Linked DNA regions of Homo sapiens: region 1 is linked to region 2. A link is an interaction called in ENCODE POLR2A ChIA-PET data of the cell type or tissue named here. Cell type or tissue: Caco-2. All regions are shown on one strand. Links, peaks and the distances in the headings refer to the core of each region. The heading gives the core; the rest is flanking DNA. Region 1 overlaps MLXIPL (MLX interacting protein like). Region 2 has its middle 26 kb from the start of TMEM270.

The links. Peaks named below come from ENCODE experiments on the same cell type or tissue, not always from the same donor. Only the 100,000 strongest peaks of a DNase experiment are listed, where the experiment ranks them.
Region 1: POLR2A ChIA-PET joins it to region 2 with 15 read pairs; 2 of 35 experiments call an interaction of 5 or more read pairs at or near these places.

Annotation. Positions count from the first base shown.
Region 1 is chr7:73,605,564-73,621,915 of GRCh38, forward strand. MLXIPL (MLX interacting protein like) reads right to left here. Exons shown (of 17, transcript NM_032951.3): 2 at 10,508-10,614; 3 at 2,027-2,109; 4 at 1,768-1,857; 5 at 1,411-1,455; 6 at 347-548; 7 at 125-205. Among named protein-coding and RNA genes, the nearest start is that of MLXIPL, 11 kb to the right of the region's middle. RefSeq lists an enhancer at 1,976-2,559. In Caco-2, for the core only: no CTCF peak of the experiment used is centred there; a DNase peak (open chromatin) is centred at 7,408.
Region 2 is chr7:73,880,841-73,894,344 of GRCh38, forward strand. No RefSeq gene overlaps it. Among named protein-coding and RNA genes, the nearest start is that of TMEM270, 26 kb to the left of the region's middle. In Caco-2, for the core only: no CTCF peak of the experiment used is centred there; no DNase peak of the experiment used is centred there.

The DNA of each region.
Region 1 (16,352 bases), core at 3,915-11,914, 270 kb before region 2:
AAAAGACAGAAAAAAAGAAACGACCCAGACTATCAGCCCTCCCAGAGGGGCCTGGGATGGGCTCATCGGCCTTCCTCACACAGACCCTGCCCGTCCACCCGACCTGGGGAGGGGCTCGCCCCACCTGAGATGTCCATGAAGTCATCCAGGCTTGGCTGCAGTGGCGTCAGGTCCGGCTGGATCATGTCAGCATTGCCGACGTAGGCTGGAGGCAGCAGTGGCGACATCAGCAGCAGCAGGCAGGGAGGAGCAGGGTCCCCACCCCCATCCCCAGCCATCCCTCCCTTGGCCTCCTGGAATCTCACAGGCCTTCACCCCTCTCCCCTGCCCTTTCTCAGACCCTCACCATCCTCAGGCGGCAGCTGCAGGGGCGAAGGGCCGGACTGAGTCATGGTGAAGAGAGTGTCTGAGATGTCGGACAAAAAGCAATTGAGGTCCAGGAGCTGCCGCCCACCCGGCTCCTCCTCTGGGTCCCCCAGCAGCACGGGGACCACACTGGAGAAGAGCTGTTTGCACCATTGCTCCGGCGGCGGCCACCTGCCTTCCGCCTAGGGAGACAGAGCCGTCAGCAGCCGCTAGAGAGCTCCCACTGCCCCGATCTTCCATATCACCCCTCTCCAGGGTCAAGTGGTCAGCAGGACAGAGGGTCTGTCTGTTCACACCTCTGTCACCTTTCCCTAGTGGACCTAGCTTGCTGCTTGAAAGGCCAAGATCACTCCATTGGCCTCTAAGAACTTCCCCCAGGAGATAGACCAGGATGCAGATACAGGGGTCCCCTTCCTGCTCTTTAGATTTTTTCCTGTCTGGGACCCCAGTTCTTTGGTCCCTCTGGTTTTTTTTTTTGTTTGTTTTCTTTTTCTTTTTCTTTTTTTTTTTTTTGGAGACGGAGTCTCACTCTGTTGCCCAGGCTGGAGTGCAGTGGCGCAATCTCAGCTCACTGCAACCTCCACCTCCCAGGTTCAAGCGATTCTCCTGTCTCAGCCTCCTGAGTAGCTGGGATTGCAGGCATGCGCCACTATGCCCGGCTAATTTTTGTATTTTTAGTAGAGACGGGGTTTCACCATGTTGGCCAGGCTGGTCTCGAACTCCTGACCTCAGATGACCCACCCGCCTCGGCCTCCCAAAGTGCTGGGATGACAGGCGTGAGCCACCACGCCCGGCCTGGTCCCTCTGTTCTCCCATGCCTCCCACCACTTGCTCAATGACCTGGGGTCTTCTCACCACCTCACCCTCACCCCCCAAGAAGAGAAGAGCTCAACAAATGAACCACAGGATGGCAGTAACATCCCACATTCCACCCTCATGCCCAGCCACTGTCTTGCCCACTGAGGCGGAAACTGTCAACTCTGCCTCCCATCTACTTGGGGGGCAAAGGGATGCCCTTGCCTGCTGGACTTACAGAGCACCCACCTGCTTAGGGGCCAGGAGGTCATCTTCCCTGCTGGGCTTACGGAGCTGCAGGGACACACAGAGTTGGACACCGGATCCCTTGCCCCATCCTCCATCACTTTCCCCCCAAAGTCTCCTCTACTCACAAGCGATGAGATCCCCCATTTCCCATCAGGAGCTCACCCGACCCCTAGGTAAGGAGGCCGCTAGGAGACGCTGTGGCCACACGGTGGCGCTGTCGGCCCGGGACTGAATGGAGGGCCCGAGGGGCGCAAGCTCGGGGGTCAGGATCCCCTTTCCAGGGATCTTCCGAGGCGGGCGGTAGCCGGCAGCCGCAGGAGGAAAGCTCTGGGGCCTCCCTGGCCCTCCCCCACTGACCCGCTTCTTGTAGTAGATGCGCCACTTGTGGTATTCCCGCATCACCACCTCGATGCGCCGCTTCCAGTAGTTCCCCTCCAGGACCACGGCCTGGGGTAGGGGCCGGGGGAGGGGGATCAGTAGAGAGGGGAGCACCGCACACCCATCTCCCACCCTTCACCCCATCCCTGTCTGCTCAGCGCAAGGCTACAGGAGGCAGGGGCTGGTCTTGGTGGGTGGGCAGGTGGGCAGGTGGGCAGGCGGTCCAGAACCCAGCTACCTCCGGCTTCCGGTGCGCATCAGCCTCAGGCCCCTGCAGGGGGGTCACGAAGCCACACACGGGGCTCTTCCTCCGCTTCACATCTGAGAGAAGGGGGCCAGGTCAGGGGCACCCAGCTTCCTCATCCCCCACCTCACCCCAGGGGACTGGGACTCAAGTGACACCCTGCGAAATCCTGCTTGGCCTTTGACGTTCAGATTAAGTGCCCATGCTGCCTCCTCCAGGAAGTCTTCTCGGATGATGCTCTAGCCTCCTAGATCTTCCTTTTTTTTTTTTTTTTTTTGGAGATAGGGTTTCACTCTTGTTGCCCAGGCTGGAGTGCAATGGCGTGATCTTGGCTCACTGCAACCTCCACCTCCTGGGTTCAAGCGATTCTCCTGCCTCAGCCTCCTGAGTAGCTGGGATTACAGGCGCCCACGACCAGGCCCAGCTAATTTTTGTGTTTTTAGTAGAGACGGGGTTTCACCATGTTGGCCAGGCTGGTCTCGAACTGCTGACCTCAGGTGATCCACCTGCCTCGGGCTTCCAAAGTGCTGGGATTACAGGCTTGAGCCACCTCACCCAGCCTGATCTTCCTCTACAGGGCACTGTGAATCCAACCTCCCACACCTTCTCTGGGTTCCTCTGGAGCCCCATAGGTACACTTGCAAAGACTGCTGAATGGATTGTGGGGCCATAGGCCACAGAGAGTGAGCTGCCTCCAGAAAGTCCTGGTTAGGGCTGGGTGCGGTGGCTCACACCTGTAATCCCAGCACTTTGGGAGGCCTAGGTGGGTGAATAACGAGGCCAGGAGATCAAGACCAGCCTGCCAACATGGTGAAACCCCGTCTCCACTAAAAATACAAAAATTAGCCGAGCATGGCGGCACATGCCTATAGTCCCAGCTCCTTGGGAGGCTGAGGCAGGAGAATCGCTTGAACCTGGGAGGTGGAGGTTGCAGTGAGATCACGCCACTGCATTCCAGCCTGGTGACAGAGCAAGAATCCATCTCAAAGAAAAAAAAAAAAGAAAAAAAGAAAGTCCTGGTTAGACTGGCAGGCCAGGGGCCTAGAGCCTTGGGTCCTCTGCCTCAGAAGGCTAGGCACTACCCACTTTCATTGCAGAGAACCACCCTTGGTTCACTTCTGACCACCAACATGTGTCCTCTTCCAGGCCTCCACCTCCCCTCCCAGTCTCTAATTCTGACCTCTCCCCAGGCTCTTGCCCTTGGCCCCAACACACACTCCAGGCTCTTTTTTGTTTTTGTTGTTGTTTTGAAACAGGTTCTTGCTCTGTTGCCCAGGCCAGAGTGCAGTGGCGCAATCATAGCTCACTGAAGCCTTGACCTCCTGGGCTCAAGCGATCCTCCCGCCTCAGCCTCTGGTGTACGCCACCATGTCTGGCTAATTTTTAAATTTTTTGTAGAGACAGGGTCTCCCTGTGTTGCCCAGGCTGGTCTCGAACTCCTGAGGTCAAGGAATCCTCTTGTCTTGGCCTCCCAAGGTGTTGGGATTACAGGCGTGAGCCACTGTGCCTGGCCTCTTCCTTTTTATTACTGTTATTTTTAATTTTTTGGTAGAGACAGGGCCCCACTATGTTGCTTTGAGGACTGGCCTCAAATTCCTGGGCTCACGAGGCTTTTCTTTATCTCCTAGCTTCCCTGGCCACTTTTTTTTTTTTTTTTTTTTTTTTTGAGATGGCGTTTCACTCTTGTTGCCCAGCCTAGAGTGCAGTGCCACGATCCCAGCTCACTGCAACCTCCACCTCCCGGGTTCAAGCGATTCTCCTGCCTCAGCCTCCCAAGTAGCTGGAATTACAGGCACGCGTTACCACGCCCAGCTAATTTTTTGTATTTTCAATAGAGACGTGGTTTCACCATATTGGTCAGGCTGGTCTCAAACTCCTGACCTCAAATGATCCCCCAACTCAGGCTCCCAAAGCACTGGGATTACAGGTGTCAGCCACCTCACCGGGCCCTGGCCGCTTTGTGTGTGTGTGTGTGTGTGTGTGTGTGTGTGTATGCTTGAAACAAGGACTGAATCTGTTGCCCAGGCTGGTGTGTGTGTGTTTGAGACAAGGACTCAATCTGTTGCCCAGGATGGAGTGTGTGTGTGTGTGTTTGAGACAAGGTCTCAATCTGTTGCCCAGGCTGGAGTGCAGTGGCAGGGATCTTGGGTACTTCGATCTCCGCCTCCTGGGTGCAAGTGATCCTCCTACCTTAGCCTCCAGAGTAGCTGGGACTACAGGTGTATACCACTGCACCCAGCTAATCTGTGAATTTTTAAAAAAAATTCAACATGGTTTCACCATGTTGCCCAGGCTGTTGTCAAACTCCTGGGCTCAAGCGATCTGACTGCCTCAGCCTCCCAAAGTGCTGGGATTGCAGGCGTGAGCCACCGCTCCCAGCCCCTGACCACTTTTCACTGACTCCTTTGCAATGCCCACCCTGCAGCCTCTCTCACTCTGGCCCTTTCCTGCTCTAGCCTCATATCCAGCTGCCTGGGGACCCTCCCTAGGATGTCCCAAAACTTGCCACAAAAACCCCACTGACTCCCAGCATTCCAGGTCTGACTGTTATATTCCGGGTCTAATTGAGAAAAAAATCTCAATCTCATAGGATCTGTGACATTTCTCCCGCTGTCCCCTCCCCTCCATCCTCTCTCACTGTGTCACCCCTTGGCCTGGTGTCATTTCTCACAGGGACCTCCCTGACTCCAGTGTCACACTCGGAGCTCATCTTCCAGTTGCAGCCAGGACAATTCTTTCTAAAGTGCAGTTCAGGTCTGGAACCCTCCATGGCTCCCTACTACCTCTGGGACAAAGTCCACACTCCTTGGCTTGGCTTCCAAACCCGTCCCCCTCCTCCATGACTGGGCCACCACTTGCTTCTCTCAGCATCTCATCTCCTTTTTTTGAGACAGGGTCTCACTCTTGTCACCCAAGTTGGAGAGCAGTGGTACAGTGCTACGGCCTTGGCTCACTGCAGCCTGCACCTCCCAGGCTCAAGCGATCCTCCCACCTTAGCCTCCCGAGTAGCTGGGACTATAGGCATGTGCTACCATGCCCAGCTGGTTTTTTGTATTTTTGGTAGAGACAGGGTTTCGCCATGTTGCCCAGGCTGGTCTCGAACTCCTGAGCTCAGGCGATCCACCTCCCTCGGCCTCCCAAAATGCTGGAATTACAGGCATGAGTCACTGTGCCCGGCCTCCCTGTCTCCTTTATACACCTCACCTTGAAGCCACACAGCCCACCTTTTCTTTTCCTTTTTTTTTTAAGATGAAGTCTCACTCTGTCACCCAGGCTGGAGTGCAGTGGCCTGATCTTGGCTCACCACAACCTTTGCCTTCTGGGTTCGAACAATTCTCCTGCCTCAGCCTGCCTAGTAGCTGGGATTACAGGTGAGCGCCACCACGCCCCACTAATTTTTGTATTTTTAGTAGAGACAGGGTTTCTCCATGTTGGCAAGGCTGGTCTCGAACTCCTGACCTCAAGTGATCTGCTCGCCTCGGCCTCCTAAAGTGCTGGGATTACAGGCGTGAACCACCACATCCGGCCCTTCTGGTCTTATTCTAACAGGGAAGCCCCTCTTACCTTCCCTCCTCTGCCCACAATTCAGGATAGCGCCTCCTCCAGGAAGCCTTCCTGCCTGCCAAAGCCCACAGCGCTGCCCACCTCCCCTCCACCCTGGCCTGTCAGGTCTTTACATGCTCGCCTTGCTGCAGGGAGTAAAAGCAGCTCCTGCCTTTGGCACAGAGCTTGACACACAGCTGGTCTACTTAGAGGCAACCTGAGACTTTTCCTGGCTGCTCTGACAAAGAGAACAACTGCTGACCCTTCCTGCCCCAGCCAACTTCCTCTGGGACAAACGAGGACACAGAGGAAGGGGGACCACTGGAACATGAAATTTACTAGGGCTTTTTAGCATCATTTACAAAGTTCTGTCCTAAAGAACATTCTCCAAAATCTGCTGGGCACGGTGGCTCACGCCTGTAATCTCAGCACTTTGGGAGGCTAAGGCCGGCGTATCACTTGAATCTAGGAATTCAAGACCAGCATGGGCAACATAGTGAGACCCCATCTCTACTAAAAATACAGAAATTAGCCAGGCGTGGTGGCGCATGCCTGTAATCCCAGCTACTTGGGAGGCTGAGGCATGAGAATTGCTTGAACCCGGGAGGCAGAGGTTGCAGTGAGCTGAGATTACACCACTGCACCCCAGCCTGGGTGACAGAGTGAGACTGTCTCAAAAAAAAAAAAATAAAATAAAATAAAGCATTCTCCAAAATGGACACTGATAGGATTGAAGGAGGGGTTTTGTCCTGGTTTCTGAGCCCAGATTGGACAGAAAACAAAGGGCTGGGTCCTTGGGTGCATAGACTCCCAGGGGGCTAGATAAGGAAGGAGGGTCTCAAAGTGTGTCTGCCCCTGGCTTTCCAGATGAGGAAATGAACACCAGCAAAGATGAAGTTTGTCCTGGTACGGTGTGGTGGCTCACGCCTGTAGCCCCAACATTTTGGGAGGCTGAACTGAGAGGATTGCTTGAGGCCAGGAGTTTGAGACCAGCCTGAGCAACCTAGTGAGACCCTGCCCCTACAAAAAATTAAAAATAAAAAATAGCTGGGTGTGGGGGCGCATGCCTGTAGTCCCAGCTACTAGGGAGGCCGAGGTGGGGGAATTGCTTGAGCCCAGGAATTGGAGGCCGCAGTGAGCTATGTTGGCTCCACTGCACTCCAGCCTGGGTGATGAAGTGAGACCCTGTCTCAAAAAATAGAATAAAATTAAGTTTGTTAGGCCAGGCGCGGTGGCTCACGCCTGTAATCCCAGCACTTTGGGAGGCCGAGGTGGGCGGATCACCTGAGGTCGGGAGTTCGAGACCAGCCTGACCAACATGGAGAAACCCTGTCTCTACCGAAAATACAAAAAATTAGCCGGGCGTGGTGGTGCGCACCTGTAGTCCCAGCTACTCAGGAGGGTGAGGCAGGAGAATCGCTTGAACCCCGGAGGAGGAGGCTGCAGTGAGTCGAGAGCACACCATTGCACTCCAGCCTGAGCAACAGAGTGAGACCCCCATCTCAAAAAAAAAAAAAAAAAGTTTGTCCAGGGCTCTCAGAAAGTCAGGGCCAAGTGAAGCCCCCCTCCCCAGCCCAGAGACCCCATCCTCTGGACTGTTTCTCATGGAAAGGCTGTAACCATGTGGCTTCCTGGGGGCTGGGGCAGGCTTTGTTTAACACTGATAAGTTCTTCCCTTCACTCAGCCGCGGAACCCTTTGCACCTATGCTGAGACAGATACTGGGACAGGACACATGGATGAATCAGGCAGGGTGCCCACAGCTTAGCGGGAGAGATAAGGAAAGTAAACAAACAACCCGAGACAATGCAAAGTGGAAAGTCCTTCTTGCCCCAGGAGCGGTGCAAAGTGCCAGGGAGCTCCCAGGACACCAAGACGATTTCAGAGTGTGGGAGTATGACTGTTGGATCAGGAAAGGAAGAATCTTAGAGGATAGGAGCCTGCAGGGGGTGGCAGAGCCCTTCCTGCTTGAGCCCTAAGGCCCGACATTAGTGGCGTCAAGCCAAGTAAGCCCTTCTCCTCCCCACTCCCGTGAAGCCCACCTTCAAACCTTTGGCGTTTAGGGAGGAGGAGGGGTCTTGACATTTGTTGTATGTGTGTCACGTGCTGCTATGACTATGACAGTGAGATACAGATGATCTCACTGAAAACTCAGTGAACCTCAGAAATAGGACCTATTGGCCGGGCGCGGTGGCTCATGCCTGTAATCCCAGCACTTTGGGAGGCCGAGGTGGGCAGATCACTTGTGGCCAGGAGTTCAAGACCAGCCTGGGCAACATGGTGAAACCCCGTCTCTACTAAAAATACAAAAATTAGCCAGGCATGGTGGCATGCGCCTGTAGTCCCAGTTACTTGGGAGGCTGAGGCACAATAATTGCTTGAACTGGGAGGTGAAGGTTGCAGTGAGCCGAGATCGTGCCATTGCACTTCAGCATGGGTGACAGAGCAAGACTGTTTCAAAAAAAAGAAAACCAAGAAAAAACAAATAGGACCTGTCATTCCCATTTTCACAAATAGCAAGCTTCGACTCCGGGAGGCTAGAGAATTTCCCAAGCCCACACAGTTAGGACATGCTAGGGCTGGACTGAAACCTCACTCTGTCTGATTCCGAACCTGGGGTCCTTCCAGCAACTTGTGCAATAGCTGGAGATCAGTGTGTCTGGGTGAGGACCCCAGGTGACATCATGCCTCAGCTGCCATCAGAAATTTCTTCTGCAGGCTGGGTGTGGTGGCTCACGCCTATAACCCCAGCTCTTTGGGAGGCTGAGGCGGGCAGATCATCTGAGGTCAGGAGTTCGAGACCAGCCTGGACAACATGGTGAAACCCTGTCTCCACTAAAAATACAAAATTTGGCGGGTGCCTGTAATCCCAGCTACTTGGTGCCCACAGCTTAGTGGGAGAGATAAGGGAAGTAAACAAACAACACGAGACAATACAAAGTGGAAAGTTCTTCTTGCCCCAGGAGAGGTGCAGGAGGCTGAGGCAGGAGAATCTCTTAAACCAGGGAGACGGAGGTTACAGTGAGCCAAGATCACGCCACTGCACTCCAGCATGGGCAACATGAGCGAAACTTCGTATTAAAAAACAAAACAAAACCAAACAAACCCCCCCCACCGCCATAATTTGGAGTTGGGGAACTGTGGACTTCCAGCCAGCCCCAGCTCTGCTTCTTTTACGCTCTGTGAACCTGAATATGTCACTTGCCTTCTGAGCCTCAGTTGCTCATCCATAACATGGCGGTAATAAAACCTATCTCCCAGGGTTGCTAGGAAGCCTTAAATAAGGTGATTCACGAAAGTGCCTGGCATGTAGATAAATGGAAACCAGAAAACACACCCTCTCCCTGCTTGGATGAAATCCAGCGGGGCGAGGACAGAGAATACTGCGTGTGGTCTCTCCTGGGCTTTGCATTCCCAGCTCAGTGCAGCCTTTGATCCTGCAGCAGAACCTGACCTGAATGAGGTCCCAACACAGGGCTGGCGGATCCAAGTCCTCTCTGCCTCTGCTGCCCTGCCATGGGGAGTGGGGTGTTCCCAAATGAATGAGAATGTGACCTCCTTAAGGATACATCATGTATTGGATACCAACTTAGTGGCAACACCCTGGAATACCTGTTATCTCCACACCAACCATGAAAGTTAGGACTATTGGCCTCGTTTTTTGTTTTGCCCTTTTTTTTTTTTTTTTTTTGAGACGGAGTCTCGCCCTGTCGCCCAGGCTGGAGTGCAGCGGCGCGATCTCAGCTCACTGCAAGCTCCGCCTCCCAGGTTCACGCCATTCTCCTGCCTCAGCCTGCCGAGTAGCTGGGACTACAGGCACCCGCCACCACGCCCAGCTAATTTTTTGTATTTTTAGTAGACACCGGGTTTCACTGCGTTAGGCAGGATGGTCTCGATCTCCTGACCTTGTGATCTGCCCGCCTTGGCCTTCCAAAGTGCTGGGATTACAGGTGTGAGCCACCGTGGCCTCGTTTTTATAGATAAGGAAACAAGTTCAGAGAGGCTAGGCAACTAGCCTGAAGTCACACAGCCAGCAAGGGGCAGAGACGGGGTGGAGGAACTAGCTCTGGGCAACTCTAAGTCCAGAGTTCCTTCCACGAGATGGCATGGCCTCTCTGGATCCCCTCTGCCCAATTGGCCATGGTGGGCACCTACTGGATATTCAGGAAGGACTTCAATGAAAGGCTGGTGGAGACCCATGCGGGATCCTCAGTTTCTCCATTTACAAAGTGATGCAGTTGGCCCCGCTAGTGTCTAATGGCCCTTTTTACCCTCGCATTCAAGGCACCCAACTATGCTAATGGGATGCAAAATGGGCTTTGAACTGTACCTCAAATCTCAGCCTACCCTAGTGCTACTGAGGGGTGACCTCTGCTGTGCCCAGCTTCACAGTGGAAACACCCTTTGGGACCTATTCCCCGAGACCCGCTGGAGGTCAGGAGCTATTCAGGAGTCCTGGTGCTGGGGGCCTGGTCTCCCCCTAAAAGGCTGTCAGGGTCAGGCGTGGTGGCTCACGCCTGTAATCCCAGCACTTTGGGAGGCCAAGGTGGGCAGATCACTTGAGGTCAGGAGTTCAAGACCAGCCTGGCCAACATGGTGAAACCGTCTCTACTAAAAATACAAAAATTAGCTGGGAGTGGTGGTGGGTGCCTGCAGTCCCAGCTACTTGGGAGGCTGAGGCAGGAGAATGGCTTGAACCTGGGAGGCGGAAGTTGCAGTGAGCCGAGATGGCACCACTGCACTCCAGCTTGGGCAACAGAGCAAGACTGTGTCTCAAAAAAAAAAAAAAAAAAAAAAGGTTGGCAGAACTCTGCTAGTGCTGGCCTTGAGGACCCCGGGGATTTTCCTGGGCAGCCACCATGTAGAACCCTCTGGCAGGAGGGTTGGAGGGGGCAGTCCCTCCCGGCTTGGGAGGCTGGTGGTAGCCACTCACACTGGATATACCAGGCCCTCCAGATGGCGTTGTTCAGGCGGATCTTGTCTCTGCAGAGCAGCTTGAGGCCTTTGAAATTCTTCCACTTGGGAGACACCAGCTTGCCACTGTCAAAGGGGAGAGGAGTAGGGTTAGGGAGATGCAGTGCTGCCACAGAGGCTGGTCCCCATATTCCCCATGCACTAGGCATCCATCTATGGTTGGCATTTGAGGGGCCCCTCCAAATCTGGCCCCCCAACCCAACCTGCCTGAAATTCCTATCCAGAGAGTCAGACCTTCAAAATCCCCTTCCAGACTCCCACCAGCGGCCCCTGTGTTCCCTGGGGAGACCTGTTTGTCAGTCTACTGCAGAACAAAAGCCACGCTGAAACCTGTGGATCAGCTCGGCCCTGGAAGCAACAATGTCCAGTGGCCTCACAGGTGTGTCTTGGAGGCTGGCTGGGGACAGTGCTCAGGCCCATTTCTCATTTAAGAGAATAAGAAATGACCTTCCTGGGCTGGGTGCAGTAGCTCACGCCTGTCATCCCAGAACTTTGCGGGGCCAAGGCGGGTGGATCGCCTGAGGTCAGGAGTTCGAGACCAGCCTAGTCCAACATACTGAAGCCCTGTCTCTACTAAAAATACAAAATTAGCTGGCTGTGGTGGCGCACACCTGTAATCCCAGCTACTCAGGAGGCTGAAGCAGGAGAATTGCTTGAGCCTGGGAGGCGGAGGTTGCAGTGAGCTGAGATCACACCGTTGTACTCCAGCCTGGGCAACAAGAGTGAAACTCCGTCTCAAAAAAAAAAAAAAAAAAAAAAGACCTTCCTGAGAGTCAGGGAGGAAAGGGGCAGGTCCGAGGTCACTCAGGCCTCCTTAGGCCCAGGAGAGGCAAAGGGGATGGCCATGGTTTGCCTGGTAGAGAGGGAGCCTCTGTGTTTTGTTTTGGTTTGGTTTGGTTTTTTTTGGTTTGCTTTTGGTTTTGAGACGGAGTCTCAGTCTGTCATCCAGGCTGGAGTGCAGTGGTGAGATCTCAGCTCACCACAACCTCCATCTCTTGGATTCAAACAATTCTCGTGCCTCGGCCTCCCGAGTAGCTGGGATTACAGTTGTGCGCCACCACGTTCAGCTAATTTTTTTGGTATTTTTAGTAAAGACGGGGTTTCACCATGTTGCCCAGGCTGGTCTCAAACTCCTGACCTCAAGTGATCTGCCCACCTTGGCCTCCCAAAGTGCTGGGATTACAGATGTGAGCCACCATGCCCAGCCGAGGGTGCCTCTTTATAGAGAGTGGCAGTCACTGCCTTCATGGTACAGTCCTTTTGGTGTCTGCCATGCCCAGAATCCCAGGGTGGCAACCTGGACTCAGCGAGAAGGTGTGCTCTTCTCAGGGCTGCACAGAAGACAATGAACCAACAGATCCCAAAGGAAGGCCGCTAGGATGAGCAAATGGTATTCATGGAGACAGAGCACCCTCACTCTAACCCTAGCTGTCCATCAAATCCACAGGATGGGCTGGGCGCGGTAGCTCACGGTTGTAATCCCAACACTTTGGGAGGCCAAGGCGGGAGGATCGCTTGAGCCAAGGAGTTTGAGACCAGCCTGGGCAACATAGCAAGACCCTGTCTCTACAAAATAATTTTAAAATTAGCCGGGTGTGGTGGCATGCACCTATAGTCCTAGCTACTAGGGAGGCGAGGTCAGAGGATTTCTTCAGCCCGGGAGTTTGAGGCTACAGTGAGCTATGATCACGCCACTGCACTCCAGCCTGGGCAACAGAGCAAGATCCTGTCTTGAAGGAAAAAAAAATCCACTGGATGGAAGAGCTTACACTGGTGAGGGTCCTGCTAGGCACAGGCCAAGTCTTCTGCCTCCAGGAAGCTGAGCCAGGAGGCCAAGACATTCAGGGTCTTAGACCCCCTGCTAGTCTCTCCCTCCCTCTCTCGTCTCCATCCACAAGCCAGGGTTGTGTACCAGTCCCCTCTAGCCCGCCTTTTGCATCCCTTACTCAGATCTCAGATGGGAAGGCTGAGGCCCCAAGTCTTAGCCATTTTTTCATTTTTTTGAGATGGAGCCTCATTCTGCCACCCAGGTTGGAGTGCAGTGGCATGATCTTGGCTCACTGCAACTTCCGTCTCCCAGGTTCAAATGATTCTCGTGCCTCAGCCCCCTGAGTAGCTGGGATTACAGGCATATGCCATGACACCCAGCTCACTTTTGTATTTTTAGTAGAGACGGGGCTTCATCATGTTGGCCAGGCTGGTCTCGAACTCCTGACCTCAAGTGATCCACCCACCTTGGCCTCCCAAAGTGCTGGGATGACAGGCGTGAGCCACCGCACCTGGCCCCCAAGGCTTAGTCTTTCAGAAAACCATACCTGCTTCCTCCAGGGGTCTTTCCTACATTCTGGGGGTGAAATGTGGGTGGGTGCCAGTCTGACTCCGCAGCCTCTCCCTACTTGAGTGCATTGGTCATTGGGCCCTCTCTCCTCCCTGGTCTCCAAGTTCCTGTGTTTGCTTTGGGGTGGGGGTGGGGGACTGCCCCCTCCCCACCAGGGACAACAGGCCTCATTACCCAAATAAGATACACAGCCCAGCTCTCTGGGCCACTGGCTGGGCCCCTCCCTCTGAGAATTAGATAAACACCATCTGTTTGGTAGGGAGACATGGAGGTGGGGGTGGGGGGAGACTCTGCTACCTCCTGGGCCAGCTTCTTCTGTGGCACCTGGTGGGGGACTCCTGAGTCTGTTGTCCCTGTCTGTATCCCAGCAACCTCCCAGCCCATTCTGATCACCCCGTGTCGCACCCTTGACCTGCCTGCCTTCTCTCCCGCTTCCATGCTAAGGTTATGACGTTCATGGCCCAGGCAGGGTTAGAGCAGATGTGACAGTGACAATATCCAAGCCCAGGAGGAAGAAAAGGATTTGGGGCTGTGAGAGAAGAGACTCAGCCTGGAGGAAGAGCGTAACGCTAGGGTTCAAGAACTTTTTATGACTGGCTGGGGATGGCTCACACCTGTAATCCCAGCACTTTGGAAGGCCGAGGCAGGAGGACTGTAGGAGGCCAGGAGTTTGAGATCAGCATGGGCAACATAGTGCAACCCTGTTTCTACAGTTAAAAAGTTAGCTGGGGCCAGGCACAGTGGCTCATGCCTGTAATCCCAGCACTTTGGGAGGCCGAGGTGGGTGGATCACCTGAGGTCAGGAGTTCGAGATCAGCCTGGCTAACAACGTGAAACCCCGTCTCTACTAAAAATACAAAAATTAGCCGGACGTGGTGGCAGGCGTCTGTAGTCCCAGCTACTTGGGAGGCTAAGCCAGGAGAATGGCGTTAACCCGGGAGGCGGAGTTTGCAGTGAGCCGAGATTGTGCCACTGCACTCCAGCCTGGGCGACAGAGAGCGACTCCATCTCAAAAAAAAAAAAAAAAAAGTTAGCTGGGCATGGTGGTGCAAACCTCTAGTCTCAGCTACTCAGGAGGCTGCAGTGGGAAGATCGCTTGAGCCCAGGAGTTCAAGGCTGAAGTGAGCTGTGATCACACCACTGCACTCCAGCCTGGGCAACAGAGTGGGAACCCGACTCATAAAAAACAAGTAAATTCTGGTTGGGCGCAGTGGCTCAAGCCTGTAATCCCAGCACTTTGGGAGGCCGAGATGGGTGGATCACAAGGTCAGGAGATCGAGACCATCCTGGCTAACGCAGTGAAACCCGGTCTCTACTAAAAATACAAAAAATTAGCTGGGCGTGGTGGCAGGTGCCTGTGGTCCCAGCTACTCGGGAGGCTGAGGCAGGAGAATGGTGTGAACCCGGGAGGCAGAGCTTGCAGTGAGCCAAGATCGCGCCACTGCACTCCAGCCTGGGCGACAGAGCAAGACTCCGTCTCAAAAAACAAACAAACAAAACAAAACAAAACAAAAACTTGTTATGACCAATAGAAAAGTCTGATGAGGAGCAGTGGTGGGCCTGTAACCTAAGCACTTTGGGAGGCTGAGGGGAGAGGATCGCTTGAACCCAGGAGTTCAAGACCAGCTGGGCAATACAGTGAGACCTTATCTCTATTTAAAACTATTAATAGGGCCAGGCGCGGTGGCTCACGTCTATAATCCCAGCACTTTGGGAGGCCAAGGCAGGCGAATCACCTGAGGTCAGGAGTTCAAGACCAGCCTGGCTAACATGGAGAAACCCCGTCTCTACTAAAAATACAAAAATTAGCCGGGCATGGTGGTGCGTGCCTGTAATCCCAACTACTCGGGAGGCTGAGGCAGGAGAATCGCTTGAACCCAGGAGGCGGATGTTGCAGTGAGCCGAGATCATGCCATTGTACTCCAGCTTGAGTGTCACAGCGAGACTCTGTCTCAACAACAAACAAAAAACAACAACAACAACAACAAAAACTATTAAAAGAAGAAAAGAGCTGGGCCCAGTAGCTCACACCTGTAATCCCAGCACTTTGGGAGGCCGAGACGGGTGGATCACAAGGTCAGGAGTTCAAGACCAGCCTGGCCAACATGGTGAAACTCCACCTGTACTGAAAAAAAAAAAAAAAAAAAGCCGGATGTGGTGGCAGGCGCCTGTAATCCCAGCTACTCAGGAGGCTGAGGCAGAGAATTGCTTGAACCCGTTGGGTGGAGGTTGCAGTGAGCTGAGATTGCGCCACTGCACTCCAGCCTGGGCGACAGAGTGAGACTCCGTCTCAGAAAAAAAAAAGAAAAGAAAGAAAAAGGCAGGACACGATGGCTCATACCTGTAATCCCAGCACTTTGGGAGGCTGAGGTGGGCAGATCACTTGAGGTCAGGGGTTCGAGACCAGCCTGGCCAACATGGTGAAACCTCGTCTCTACTGAAAATTAAAAATTAGCTGGGGATGGTGGCACATGCCTGTTACCTCAGCTACTCTGGAGGCTGAGACATGAGAATCGCTTGAACTCAGGAGACGGAGATTACAGTGAGCTGAGATCATGCCAGCGCACTCCAGCCTGGGCAACAGAGTGAGACTCTGTCTCCAAAAATAAATAAATAAATAAATAAATAAATAAATAATAAGAAGGAGAAGAAAACTCTGAGACTTAGAGAGGGGGTTGAGAAAACCCCAAGTTCAGCTGCCCACCTCCCACCTTTCAGGAATTCCTTTTAGATTGCCCCCTAACCAGGTCCTGTTTGCTCCCCTGCACCCTCAAGGCCACTCTTCCTAAAGCTAGCCAGCTCTGACCATGAACAAGTGCTTCCTTGAAGCTTCCAGAAACTACCTCCCTGGGGCTTCCACCCACGGAGCCATGGAAGACGGCCTCCTCGATCCTCCCTCTGCCCACGCTAACCTGCAGAGGGTGAAACCTTGCCAGGCCTCTGCAGGCTGGTCTCTGGGTCAGGCTGGTCCCTGATTCAGGTGGGTCCCTGGTCAAGCTCGCTGTTCTTCCCACCACCTTCTGAACTCTCTGCCTTACTGTCTCTTCCCATATAGTCACTCCCCTGGGACACTCAGCTCCTGTAATCTGCTCCCCTCCAGGGGACCCCTGGAACTGGGGGTCTTTGAGGATGAAAACACTGTCCCAGTTCAAGCCTCAGGGCTTTTCCACTACCAAATGGGGAAATCTAGAAGCTCTCCTGGTACCGAGCCAACCCTCCATCTCCCTCCATCTCCCTCCCTCCCTCCATCTCCCTCCCTCCCTCCATCTCTCTCCAGCTCCCTCCCTCCCTCCATCTCCCTCCCTCCCTCCCTTCCTCCCTCTCTCCCTTCCTCCCTCCCTCCATCTCCTTCCCTCTCCCTCCCTCCATCTCCCTCCGTCTCCCTCCCTCCATCTCCCTCCCTCCCTCCTTCTCCCTCCCTCCTCCATCTCCCTCCCTCCATTTCCCTCTATCTCCCTCCCTCCCT
Region 2 (13,504 bases), core at 802-8,801:
CGTCCGGTTTTGAAACTATGCACTGATCCTATAGTTTCCATGGTAGGGCGGCCAGATGGCTGCAGGTGCATTTAGTGACAGGCCCCCTAACCTGTCCCAGCTATGTGTGTGCCAATCTCCTGAGCCTTTAGTTTAGCCAAGGTTGGCATTTCCCAGGGGGAACTTCAGCTGGGGACCAAGCAGAGCCGCCTGCCCTCCGATTCCATTTGTGTGTCTCTCTCCCCCATTAGACCGTGGGTCTCTCCGGGGCAGCGTTTAGCTGATCCACACTGGATCTCCAGTGCCCAACGCTAGGCTTGGCACAGAACCCAAGCGCAGCAAATGCTTGTGGAATGAATTAATACATTTTTCAAATCAAGTCAAAGTGCTGTTTTCATTATCTTTAGACCAGATTAAATTCAGAGCCACAGCTCTCCAGAAAAATACTGGCAATCTGGCTTTTGCATATTTCACTGTCAAGGAGAGAACTCCTTTTCTGAATTAGCCAGGAAGGCAAGCCCGGGTCCCTAGAGAGAGGCGACCCCTGAGCTCTCCCCTCTTGCCCACCTTGGGACACCTGTGACCCCTTTGGCTCTGATAACCCCTTGCTGGGCTGCCCCTCCAGCTTTGATCCCTGGTTTGCAGACCGAGGGAGCAAAAGGGTGGAGCTCTAGGAGTTTACTTTCCTGGGCAGGGTCAAGCAGTTCCTGATGCAGCAAAGTTGTTTGGGCGCAAACATTTCCCTGTATTGTCTGGCTTCAGAAGGCAGCCAAGAGTCTACGCAGGTGGGAGGGAGCTGAGGCAGGAGTTTTTTCTCTCTCCTCCACTCCAAAGAAGACAGGAGCCTCCAAGCCCCAAGGTGGGGGGTTAGGAGGTCATCTCACACCCTAGGCAGATGCAGAAGACCTAGGAGAGGACAGAATCAGGGGAGGGGGGTGGGGGACAGATGTCATATGTCCTACTGTGCAGAGTTGGGGAGTCAGGTGTAGACAGACATGAGCTGGTCTGAGAATTCAAGTCCAACCAGAGGACCAGGCTGTACCTTCCCCAGGGCATGCTGGGAGATGCCTCTCATTCCCTTGCTGGCTGGGCGCACCAGCCTACCTGAGGCTGTCTCTTAGACAGCTAAGGAATCTTTCCCCTCCTCTGAGGTTTCTGCTCAATGACACCTTTTCTGGGGACAGTGGCTCTGGAGATGGGGGATCCTGGAGGTTGAGAGAGGCTGAGCCTTCGTGGATCTCCAGTATCCCCTGCCTTCTATGCCTCTTTAGCAAGATGCTTCTCCAACTCCTGTTTTTCCTTCTCGGAACTCTGGAAGGATGCCCTCTGCATTTTGGATGTGTTTCCCAAGTGATGCTCCATTGACTATTACTTTGGGAGGGGGAAAAGCTTCTGGATCCAAGAAGCCTAGGAAACACAAAGTCAGACAGGCTATTATCTTGCAGGACTTATCAGAGCCTTGAATTTTTTTAATTTTTAATTTTTATTTATTTTTTAGAGACAGGGTCTTACTCTGTCACCCAGGCTGGACTGAATGGTGGAATTATAACTCACTGCAGCCTGGAATTCCTGGGCTCAAGCGATCCTCCTGTCTCAGCCTTCAGAGTAGCTGGGACTACAGGTGCATGCCACCAGGCCTGGCTATCTTGAATTGTTCATAGGGGCTTTAAAATACAAAAATAAGCTGGGCATGGTGGTGGGTGTCTGTAATCCCAGCTACCCAGCAGGCTAAGAGAAAATTGCTTGAACCCGGGAGGCGGAGGTTGCAGTGAGCTGAGATCATGCCACTGCATTCCAGCTTGGGTGACAGAGACTCTGTCTCTAAATAAATAAATAAATACACACAGACATACATAAAATAGGAGCTTTGACCTTCTAAGAAGGGACCCTGGTGCACAGTGTTTCCTGGACCCATGTGACACCAAAGTCATTTCTCCCCATGGGCTCTTTTTCAGGACATCTTCTGGGCCACACAGGTCGAGAGGATATCTCGGGAGTTACTGGACCTGAAATGTCAAATAACCCTGCAGAGGTGACAGCTGTGAGTGAAGATGCTTCTCTTTTTATGTTGAGTGAAACCCCTTTCAATATGGGCTGGAGCTGGCCACATGAGGTTTCCTGGTGTCGTGCAAGCGTGGAGATCCGGCCACACTCTTTCGTCTTCTCTTCCTTGGCCCTGAAGGGAGATGAGCCGGCAGGTGGACAAAATAAGGGGGTTGAGGCTGGATGCGGTGGCTCAAGCCCATAATCCCAGCACTTTGGGAGGCCAAGGTTGGCAGATCACTTGAGGCCAAGAGTTCGAGATCAGCCTGGCCAACATGGAGAAACCCCGTCTCTACCAAAAATACAAAAATTAGCCAGGTGGTGGGCACCTGTAATCCCAGCTACTCCAGAGGCTGAGGCAGGAGAATCGCTTGAACCTGGGAGGTGGAGATTGCAGTGAGCCAAGATCGCACCACTGCACTCCAGCCTGGGCGACAAAGCAAGACTCCGTCTCAAAGAAAAACAAAAACAAAACCAAACAAAAACCAAGGAGGTTAAGACAGACTATGTGCATCTCCCTAATCTGTCCCGGAGACAGAAGCCACAATTAAGTCACCTGTGGCCAAGACTGGGCAAGACCCAGGCAGCTGGGAAAGCCAAGAGGACTTTAGGCATCACGTTGCTCTGAAGTTCTGGAAAGGGCAATGCCAGCTTCAGGAGGGATCTGATTCAAAGGCCAGATTCAAGCCAGGTGCCGTGGCTCACGCCTGTAATCCCAGCACTTTGGGAGGCTGAGACTGGTGGATCATGATGTCAAGAAATCGAGACCATCCTGGCCAACATGGTGAAACCCTGTCTCTACTAAAAATACAAAAATTAGCCAAGCATGGTGGCGTGCGCCTGTAGTCCCAGCTACTCAGGAGGCTGAGGCAGGAGAATCGCTTGAACCTGGGAGGTGGAGGTTGCAGTGAGCCAAGATCACACCACTGCACTCCAGCCTGGGCAACAGAGTGAGACTCTATCTCAAAAAAAAAAAAAAAAAAAAAAAAAAGGCCAGATTCAGGGATGAGTTCACAAGATTCAGACCATGCTGGGTTCTCACCCTGCAGCTTCTGGTCCCCTCCTTGCAGCAGAAGTCCCGGGACGCCACTGCTGGGCTCAGCTCTGTCCCAGCCCCTGAGGTTCAGCCTGATCTTAGTTAGGAGATTTCCGAAGGAGCCAAATTCAATGTTCAGGGGCCTGGCATCCGAGCTTGGGTCCCTTTTTTTTTTTTTTTTTTTAAGATGGAGTCTCTCTCTGTCGCCCAGGCTGGAGTGCAGTGGTGTGATCTCGGCTCACTGCAAGCTCCACCTCCTGAGTTCACGCCATTCTCCTGCCTCAGTCTCCCAAGTAGCTGGGACTACAGGTGCCCGTCACCACGGCTGGCTAATTTTTTGTATTTTTAGTTGAGACAGGGTTTCACCGTGTTAGCCAGGATGGTCTCAATCTCCTGACCTCACGATCCACCCACCTCCCAAAGTGCTGGGATTACAGGCGTGAGCCACCACGCACAGCCTGTTTGTTTTTGAGATGGAGTCTCGCTCTGTTGCCCAGGCTGAGAGTGCATTGGCGCGATCTGGGCTCACTGCAACTTCTACCTCCTGGGTTCAAACAGTTCTTTTGCCCAGCCTCCCGAGTAGCTGGGGTTACAGGCATGTGCCACCACACCCGGCTAATTTTTGTATTTTTAGTAGAGACGGGGTTTCACCATGTCGGCCAGGTTGGTTTCAAATTCCTGGGCTCACCTCGGCCTCCCGAAGTGCTGGGATTACGGGATTACAGGATTATAGGCATAAGCCCCCAGTCCCAGACTCTTGTCACTACCTCCTATTGGCCTGGTAGACCACCTCCTCCCATCAGCTTTCACTGGGCCTCTTTGAGTCTGGCTGTACCCCAGGCCCTACCTGCTGGATGGGCTCTTGGCAGGTGAAGTTGCTGAGACCTGCTCCGTCTCTGAGGGAGTCAGCTGTCAGTCTTTCTCTATTCCACTCTGCAGCTCTCAACTATCCACAGGGCTTGGACACCAGATGGTCAAGAAGAAACCATTCTACTGAAGTCTGGGGATAAGACTGGGCTTTCTTAAAACTCATTTACTTACTTGTTCATTCATTCAGTTCATTCTTTCTCTCTCTCTCTCCTTTCTTTCTTTCCTTTCTTTCTTTCTTTCTTTCTTTTTCTTTCTTTCTTTCTCTCTCTCTCTCCTTCCTTCCTTCCTTCCTTCCTCTCTCTCCTTTCCTCTTTCTTTTCTTTTCCTTTCTTTTTCTTTTCTCAGTCTCACTCTGTCACCTAGGCTGGAGTGCAGTGGCTTAATCTTAGCTCACTGCAACCTCCGCCTCCTGGGCTCAAAAGATTCTCCTGTTTCAGCCTTCTGAGTAGCTGGGACTACAGGCAAATGCCACCATGCCTGGCTAATTTTTGTATTTTTAGTAGAGACGGGTTTTCCCCATGTTGCTCAGGCTGGTCTTGAACTCTTGGCCTCAAGTGATCCACCCACATCGGCCTCCCAAAGTTCTGGGATTATAGGCATGAGTCACCATGCCTGGGCTCTTTTTTATTTTTTCTTTTCATTTTTTATAAAAATAGAGACAGGGTCTCACTCTGTCACCCAGGCTGGAGTGCAGTGGTGCAATGATAGCTCACTGCAACCTCTGCCTTCCAGGCTCAAGTAATCCTCCCACCTCAGCTTCCTAAGTGGCTGAGAGAACAGGTATGTACCACCACGCCCGGCTAATTTTTAAATTTTTTTGTGGAGATGGGGTCTCACTATGTTGCCCAGGCTGATCTTGAACTCCCAGCCTCAGGTGATCCTCTGGCCTCAGCCTCCTGAAGTGTTAGGATTACAGGCGTGAGCCCCCATGCCTGGCCTGTTATTATTTCTATGGACATGTGTTAAGCTCTAAGTCAGTAGTTCTCAAACCTGAATGTGTGTGAGAATCCCCTAGAAGTCTTGTTAAAACAGACCACTGAGGCTGGGCATGGTGGCTCACATCTGCAATCCCAGCACTTTGGGAGGCTGAGATGGGAGGATGGCTTGAGGCCAGGAGTTTTAGACCAGTCTGGGCAACATAGAGAGACCCTGTCTCTACAAACTATTAAAAAAATTAGCCAAGTATGGTGCATGCCTGTAGTCCCAGCTGCTCAGGAGGCTGAGGTAGGAGGATCGCTTGAGCCCAGGAGTTTGAGGCTGTGGTAAGCTATGATTGCACCACTGCACTCCAGCCTGGGTGACAGCGCAAGACCCAGTCTCCAAAACAAAAACTACAAAAACATAAAACAGACCACCGGGTGTCATTTCCAGAGTTTCTGATCCAGTAGGTCTGGGCTGGGACTGATAATTTGCTTTTCTAACAAGTTTCCAGGTGATATGGAGCTACTGGTCGGGGGCCACACTTGAGAGCTGATCTCAGTCATTATCAGCTATTAACACCCGTGTGTGGATTAGCTTATCAGACCATGGAAACCAAAGACTTCCTCCCACAAGGGAGGTCTGGACAGAGTAAGGCTTGTGGAAGGACCAGGGCCTTGGGGGTGAGAGAGGAAACATTGCCAAGAGGCAGACAGAGGCCCAGAGGGCTGTCTGGCGGCACAGAGGACAGGCTTTGTCTTTTTCCTAGGCTGGGCAGGACCCCAGAGGTTAGGCTCTGGGACAGGAGGGAGGCGGGCAGGCCTGGGGAAGTCTGGGCAGCCCGTGCTGAACAGAGGCTGGGATCGGGCGGTGGGCCCGGTGCACCTGACCCGCGGGGCTGGGAACAATGGCTGGGCCGGCGTGGCCTGGCTTGCTGCCCCTGTTCATCTCTGTTTTCCTTCCCAGCTCCGATCTTCGCCGGCTCTCCTCACTCGCTCCCTCTCCGGCGGCCCATCCTGTCCGCTGGCCCCCAGACAGCACATTCCTTCATGCTGATCTCTTCCCGGTGGCTGTGAGTGCACGTTCTCACAGCGAGGCAGGGACTGGGGCCATGAGGAAGGGGGGCTCAGGTGGCCTTCCTGGGGGCCCTGGCCCCACATCCGGAGACCAGAGGGCACCTGGATGGGAAGGAGGAATAACCCCTCAGGCTCGGAGTCCTCCAGGACTCAGCTAGCCCTGAGGATTTGGATCATTTCCCCCCCAGTCCTTCATCTCTTGATATTAGGAGGTTGGGGGGTCCTGCACTGCTAAGCCTCCTAGCCCTGTGCCCTGGTGTGGTGACCGAATTGGCTGTATCCTCTGCAGAGCATGGCCCCTGTCCAGTAGACTCAGGACATTTTCTGCTTCTCATGGGGGCAGTGGCCCAATGCCAGGCTTTCCTTGGTCCCATCTGGGCCAGGACCTTCCCCTGGTTTCATCTCCCTTCCTTGAAAGACCCATCTGCAGCAGCGTGGAAGGATCCAGGCCCCCTCTGCCAGCCTTTCATTCACCCACGCAGAGGCAGGCAGGCTGTGCAGCCCCCACCCCACAATTTGATAAGCCTGAGCCAGGGAGGGCAGGGCTGGCCAGTGTGACAGCTCATGAGTGGCCGGTATCCTCTCTTCCTCTCCGGTACCTGGTGGCCCCAGTCCTGCTGCCCTGCCTGGCAGCAGAGGGGATGGGCTGGTGTCTGCTGTCCTGAGAGCCTTTCCTGGGCTGTCTGTACTGGGTCAAGGCTCTGCCTTGGGGTCAGGTTTAGTTTGAGGTCACGGTGAGGATCAGGGCTTGGCACTGGAGTCAGAGCTCAGCCTATGGCGGGCTCAGGAACCAGCCTGTTTCCAGGTTGGAGCTCAGTCTGAGTGGAGAGTTGGGGTTTGGTTTGGTGTGGAGCTCAAGGCTCTGTCTGGGGCAGGGATTGGGTTTGGTCAAGGGTTGGGATGAAGGCTAGTTTGGAGCCAGGGTCAGGGCTCAGTCTGGGGTAGGGGTCAGGACTTGATCTAAGATTGGAGTCAGGTCAGGGCTCAGCCTGGAGCCAGGGCTGGACTTCAGTGTGGGACAGGTGATGGGTTCTGAGAGGAGTTGGAGTTGGGATTCAGTCCAGGGTAGAGGTTAGCCTTGAGTCTGGGGTCAGGGTCAGGTTTATTCTGGGGTCACAGGGGCCACGGCTGGTGCTCTGTCTGGGGTTGCAGATGAGCTTGGCTGGCTTGGGTGTTGGTATCACTCTGGGTTTGAGTTCAAGGCTCAGATGGTGTCAGACTAGGACATCAATGTGTATTGGGACAGGCTGCTTGTGTGGAGCTGACAGGGGCAGGTGTGTGTTGAAGGTGATCTTTGTCCCTCCTGTATTTGCACCCCCAGCCCCCAGCCCCTACAACCGGCTGGGACTGGGCTTGGTGGGTGGACAGACGGCTTCAGTCGCGTTCTCTCTCCAGCAAAATGTGCCTTCATGCCTGTGCAGGGCCTGAGGACACAGGGTGTGCCAGAGAGCACCTGGGCCCTCTCTGGGCCTCAGTTTCCCTATCTGAGAAGCTCAGTGTCTGGGAGCTGGGCTGAACTCCCGAAACCTGGACTGGCAGCCGTGTCAAGAGGATTGGAATGTGGAGGGCTGCTGGGTGGGGTGGGGGGCACTGCAGGAGCTCTGGCCTGGAGCGAGGTGGCTGGACTGGGCAGGGGGAGGGAGGGGCAGGCAGGTGGACAGTTCTTGGGAACCCTAAGATGAAGGTCTTCGCCGAAGAGACTCAGTCTCAAATAAATAAATACATAAATAAATAAATAAAATTACAAAAATTAGCCAGGCGTGGTGGCGCAAGCCTGTAGTCCCAGCTGCTCGGGAGGCTGAGGCAGGAGAATCACTTGAACTTGGGAGGTGGAGGTTGCAGTGAGCTGAGATCACACCACTGCACTCCAGCCTGGGAGACTGAGTGAGAACCTGTCTCAAAAAAGAAAAAAAGAAAATCTCTGAATCCATGTATGACCTGGAACCTCCCCCAAAACCTTCCTTCAAGTTGTCCCACCTTTCCAGACAGAACCAATGTACACATCAGTCGATGTTTCCCTATAACTTATGTCCCAGTAAAGTGTATAAAATCAAGCTGTAACCCATCCACTTTGGGTACATGTTCTCAGAACCTCCTGGGATTGTGTCATGGGCCTTGGTCACTCATATTTGGCTCTACTGTCCCTTAGTGGCAGATAGTGCCACCTCTACCTCAAAATGAGGTAGGAGATGGGACTTGATTCCAGAGGCGGGGCTTAGACACCAGACCAAATTGAGGACTAGCTAAAGCATGTCGGAGGCAGAACCTCTCCGTAAGACACGCCCACCCATGTGCCATGTCAGTTCACCATTGCCATGGCAACATCTGAAATTTACCACCCCTTTCCATGGCAATGACCCAGCAACCTGGAAGTTACCACCCACATCCTAGAAAAGTCTTCGTGAGCCACCCCTTAATTTGCATATAATTGAAAGTGGGTATAAAAAAATATGAGTGCAGGCCTGCCTCTGGACACACTGCTTATAGGATAACCCTGCTCTGCAAGGAGCTGCAGCTGTGCTGTCGCTGTTCACTGCTGCTTCAATAGAAGGTGCTGTTTAACACCACCACCTCCACCCTTGAATTCCTTTCTTTTTTTTTTTTTTTTGAGACGGAGTCTCACTCTGTCGCCCAGGCTGGAGTACAGTGGCGCGATCTCAGCTCACTGCAACCTCTGCCTCCTAGGTGCAAGTGATTCTCCTGCCTCAGCCTCCCGAGTAGGTGGGATTACAGGGATGCACCACCATGCCTGGCTAATTTTTGTATTTTTACTAGAGACAGGGTTTTGGCATGTTGACCAGGTTGGTCTCAAACTCCTGACCTCAAGTAATCCACCTGCTTCAGCCTCCCAAAGTGCTGGGATTACAGGTGTGAGCCACTGTGCCCAGCCTTTTTTTTTTTTTTTTTTTTTTTTTTTTTAGATAGAGTCTTGCTCTGTCACCCAGGCTGGAGTGCAGTGGTGCCATCTCAGCTCACTGCAACCTCCACCTCCTGGTTTCAAGTGATTCTCCTGCCTCACCCTCCCGAGTAGCTGGGATTACAGGCCATCCACCACCACATCTGGCTGATTTTTGTATTTTTAGTAGAGATGGGGTTTCACCATGTTGGCCAGGCTGGTCTCAAACTCCTGACCTCAAGTGATCTGCCCGCCTCAGCCTCCCAAAGTGCTGGGATTACAGGTGTGAGCCACCGCGCCCGGCCCACCCTTGAATTCTTTCCTGGGTGAAGCCAAGAGTGCTCCCGGGCTAAGCCCCAATTCTAGGACTTGCTTGCCCTGCATCAAAATGGCTTCCTTGGCACGGAGCCTCCCAGACTACACGGGGTGTGGCTTTCATGTCAGGGCACAGGAGTCACGATGGTGTGCAGGATTCTAGGTGACCCCAGCTCCTGTCCTGTAACTGACACCTGCCCTGCTGTTGAGCAGGGTCCCTGAACCACCCTGACAAGGGCTCCATCCATGGGCAGGGAGGTTGGAAGAATGGGAGCGGCACTTGGCTTTCGGTCCTCTTCTCGTTCTCTTAGCTCAGCCCCCTAAACTGGCCTCCTCCTGTCAAAGCCGCAGACACACAAGAGAAACCCCGATTGACGTCAGGGGAAGCGCCCACAGGGACTCTGTCTCTCCCAGAAATTTGGCTCCAGCGCCTGGCTTCGAATGGCTGTGGTTTTTAAAAGGTGAAAATGGCCAGTGGCCCTGCTTCTGTGTCTCCACCAAAACCTGGCTTGGAGGAAAGCAGGCTGGGGTCCTTGATCCTGGAGTTGGATGGGGGAGTCCCCTCCCTTCTCTCCTTCTCCCACTTCCTTGCAGACCCCCTCCTCCAGTGCCCTCCCTGCTGTCTTGACCCCCTGGCGCTCCCAGCATCCTCCTTCCTCCCGTCTCCTCTCCACCGACAAAGGCCGAGATCTTCCAGGTCCTTCCCAGTCCTGGCGCTCACTGCCTGGTGTCCTTGGGTTTGCAGGGCCTACGGATCTCTGGGCACTGTCCCCTCCGTGAACTCTCAAGGCCCTGTCTTTCTCCTCTTTGTGGCCCCCACATTTGGCCCAGAGCCTGACACAGAGTAAACGCTCAGTGAGCCTTTACTGGGTCCAGATGGAGGAATTCCTTCTTGAATTTGTCTTTGCTCATGGTCTACCCTACTTCAACGTTGACGTTTGATCCATTAATTTCTTTTATTTATTTATTTATTTATTTATTTATTTATTTATTTATTTTTGAGGTGGAGTCTCGCTCTGTTGCCCAGCCTGGAGTGCAGTGGCACGATCTTGGCTCACTGCAAACTCCACCCCTGAGGTTCAAGCGATCCTCCTGCCTCAGCTTCCCTAGTAGCTGGGATTACAGGCGTGCACCATCATGCCCGGCTACTTTTTGAATTTTTAATAGAGACGGGACTTCACCATGTTGGCCAGGCTGGTCTCGAACTCCTGACATCAGGTGATCTGCCTGCCTCGGCCTCCCAAAGTGCTGGGATTACAAGCATGAGCCACCAGGCCCGGCCAGAACCATTGATTTCTGGAAACCATTCTGTGCCACAAGCCTTGGCCACTGGGAGGAGCCAGGAGAGTCAAACAACGTAGCTCCTTGGAAGAGGCTGCCTGTCAGTCATGCCCTTGGTCAGCCTGACCTGGTCCAGCCGGAGGGTGGACTCTTCGTGCTGAGGGCTGGGATGGCCAGGCACATGCCGGGGTCAGCACACAGTCACTGGGCTCATCCTGCCTTCAGATGCCTAACCTGGGGATCAGAGCCCTTCTTTTGCCCCCCAGGGGACTCCCAGTCTGGGATGGACGGGAGAGAAGGACTCCACTTCTGCCTCCTGTCAGGAGCCTACTCAGCTTCTGCTGAAACCTCCTGGCTGCTGCTGGTGTCGGATTCCACCATCATCTGCCTGGACCGCATGGATGACGCCTTCCCTAGGTCATTCTGACCATGACCTTGTCCCGCCTAATCCCCTCAGTTTCCTATCGTTTACACAATATAATCCTTGCTGCTGACCCCGGCCGTCCACGCCTAGGCCTCCTCCCCTCTGTCTGCTAGCTGTTCCTCCAGCCCCTCCTGCAGCACCGACCCTATCTCTGGCCTTCACTGGGCTCCTCCTCAGACCTCACATCCCAGCTTAGCAGGCAGTAGCCTGCCTCTTTCCTCCTCAGGCACCCCACTTGGACTTGGGGGCTCCTAAGCCATGGCCAGTATCTGGGCAGCCCTGAGCCAGTCCTCAGAACCCTGCTGCAGGAGTGGCTGAGCTGGCAAGAGTCACTGTGTGATCTGGCCACAGCCAACATCCCGTGTCCCTATTGTATTGATGAGGCCACTGAGGCCCGGGGAGGGGAAGGGACAGTTTTGAGGTTACACAGGCAGTTACAGCTCACCCCCGTAGCCTCTCATTCTTCTTTGCCATTGCAAAGAAGAATTTTTTTTTTTAAAATAGATATGGTATCTCAATCTCTGACTCAGGCTGGAGTGCAGTGGTGTGATCATAGCTCCCTGTAGCCTCAAACTTCTGGGCTCAAATGATCCTCCCACCTCAATCTCCTGAGTAGCTGGGACTGCAGGGTCGTGCCACCACGCCGGCTAATTTTCTTTCTTTCCTTCCTTCCTTCCTGCCTGCCTGCCTGCCTTCCTTCCTGCCTTCCTGCCTTCCTGCCTTCCTTTTCTTTTCTTTTCTTTTCTTTCTTTCTTTTTTCTTCCTTTTTCTCTTTCTTTCCCTTTTTCTTTTCTTTCCTTTTCTTTCTTTCTTTCTTTCTTTCTTTCTTCCTTTCTTTCTTTCTTTCTTTCTTTCCCTTTCTTTCTTTTCTTTCTTCCTTCTTTTCTTTCTTTCTTTCTTTCTTTCTTTCTCTCTTTCTTTCTTTTTTTTTTTATAAGAGATGGGATCTTGCTATGTTGCCCAGGCTGGTCTCAAACTCCAGGTCTCAAGTGATCCTCCTACCTCAGCCTCCCAAAGTGCTAGGATTACATGCATGAGCCTAGCCTGTAATTTTCCTTCTGTTGATCTGTGACTGTCTCTACGTAGGGTCACTTGAGTGGGCTTCACAGAGGCCTTGCTTGGGGGGCAGTACACCTCTTCCAGGAAGCCACCACGATTTCTCTCCACTCCCCGGCTCTCTGAGCCATGCACATTGGCTGCCTTCCAGCTGTCCTGGAATCATGCCTGGCTCACGTTCCTACGAGCATCAACATCTGAAGCTGAATTCCACTTTCACCTCTGATGCTCTATGAACTTGGCAAGGCCTTGTCCCTTTTTCCCCCACTTTACCCATTTATAGAATCAAGGCATTGAACCTGCTGATTTTAGAGGTGCTGCTGTGGAATTAGGGTTTCGGTCAGGGAGGCTGAGCCCAGAGTCTTGGTGGACTCCGACTACCAGCACAAAGTGTAACTGCAAGAATTGAGCTGGGGAGGCAGCAATCCTGGGTGAGAATCCTGCATCAGCACTTGATAACCGTGTGGCCCCCAGCAAACTGCACGTTGGGCCCCAGTTTCCTATAAAATGGGGGAAACCAGCCAGACCGGGTCTCCATCAGGTGTTATTAAATACGATCGTGGCTTCGAAGGTGTTTGCTAAGTTAAACAGAGCCAAGCAGGAGGATGTGCAGCATGGGTCACCTACAGCACCCCATGCAGCATCGGGTTCAGGCAGATGACCACACGTGGCACCCTGCCGAGGGAACGTGGCAGGTGTCTGGATGCGGCGTCCCCAGGCGACTTGTGTGGGCAGTATTCCTGGCAGTGCATGCTGCGTTCCCAGCCGGTCCCACTGCTGGGCCGGGACAGCCCCCGCAGGAGGAGGCTGGGCTCCCCCTGCAAAACCATCCGTTGATGGGAGGGGTGGGGGGCCACCTGGCCCTGGCCCAGCCTGGCTAGCCTCCCATCCCATGTTTTGTTCACAGAGTTTGGAATGTCCTGGGACACAGAGCTCGGCTCCCTGGGGGGGACACTTGTGCCATTGCCTTGATCTCATCGCTGGACAGGTTTCTCCTTCATTCCAGCCCAGGACTCGGCAGGCTCCCAGCTGCAGCTGCTGCCAGGCCCAGTCCGTCTGTGTCTGTCCCAGCGCTGGCAGCCAGGAGTGTGCAGCTGGGAGTGGAGGGCTTCCCAGGGGAGGCTCCCCCAGCCCGTCTGCGTGGGCCCTGGGCACGCCTCCCAACTGGATCTCCCCAAGCCACTGCCAGCTGACCCTCTTCACAGACTCCTTGGTCTGTGACCTCAGACTCTGGGGCCCCAAGGGTAGTTTGGAATGATGTTCTCAGGACCCGGGGACTTGGGAAGGGCCAGAGCGTGCCAGCTGCCCTGGTTTCTGTTCCCCTTAGCAGGCCAAGCTATGCCCTAGAATGGGGCTCTGCCAAGTGTGTTGGGGAACAGGTGTTGTATATATTCTGCATGCACATGTGTGTAGAATTTCCCTGAACTCCCAGTGTTAAATATCCCTAGATTTGGGAGTGACATATAAGGTTGATTAATGGCAGGGTGAGGTTGGGGTGGAGGGCTAAGGAGGCTAGGGTCCTTGTTCAGGAAGGAGCCCATCCTTACCTGGAATGTATATTCCTGCTGCACCTGGCTCACTCTATCATGTGCCAGTCTGGGATGGCTGGG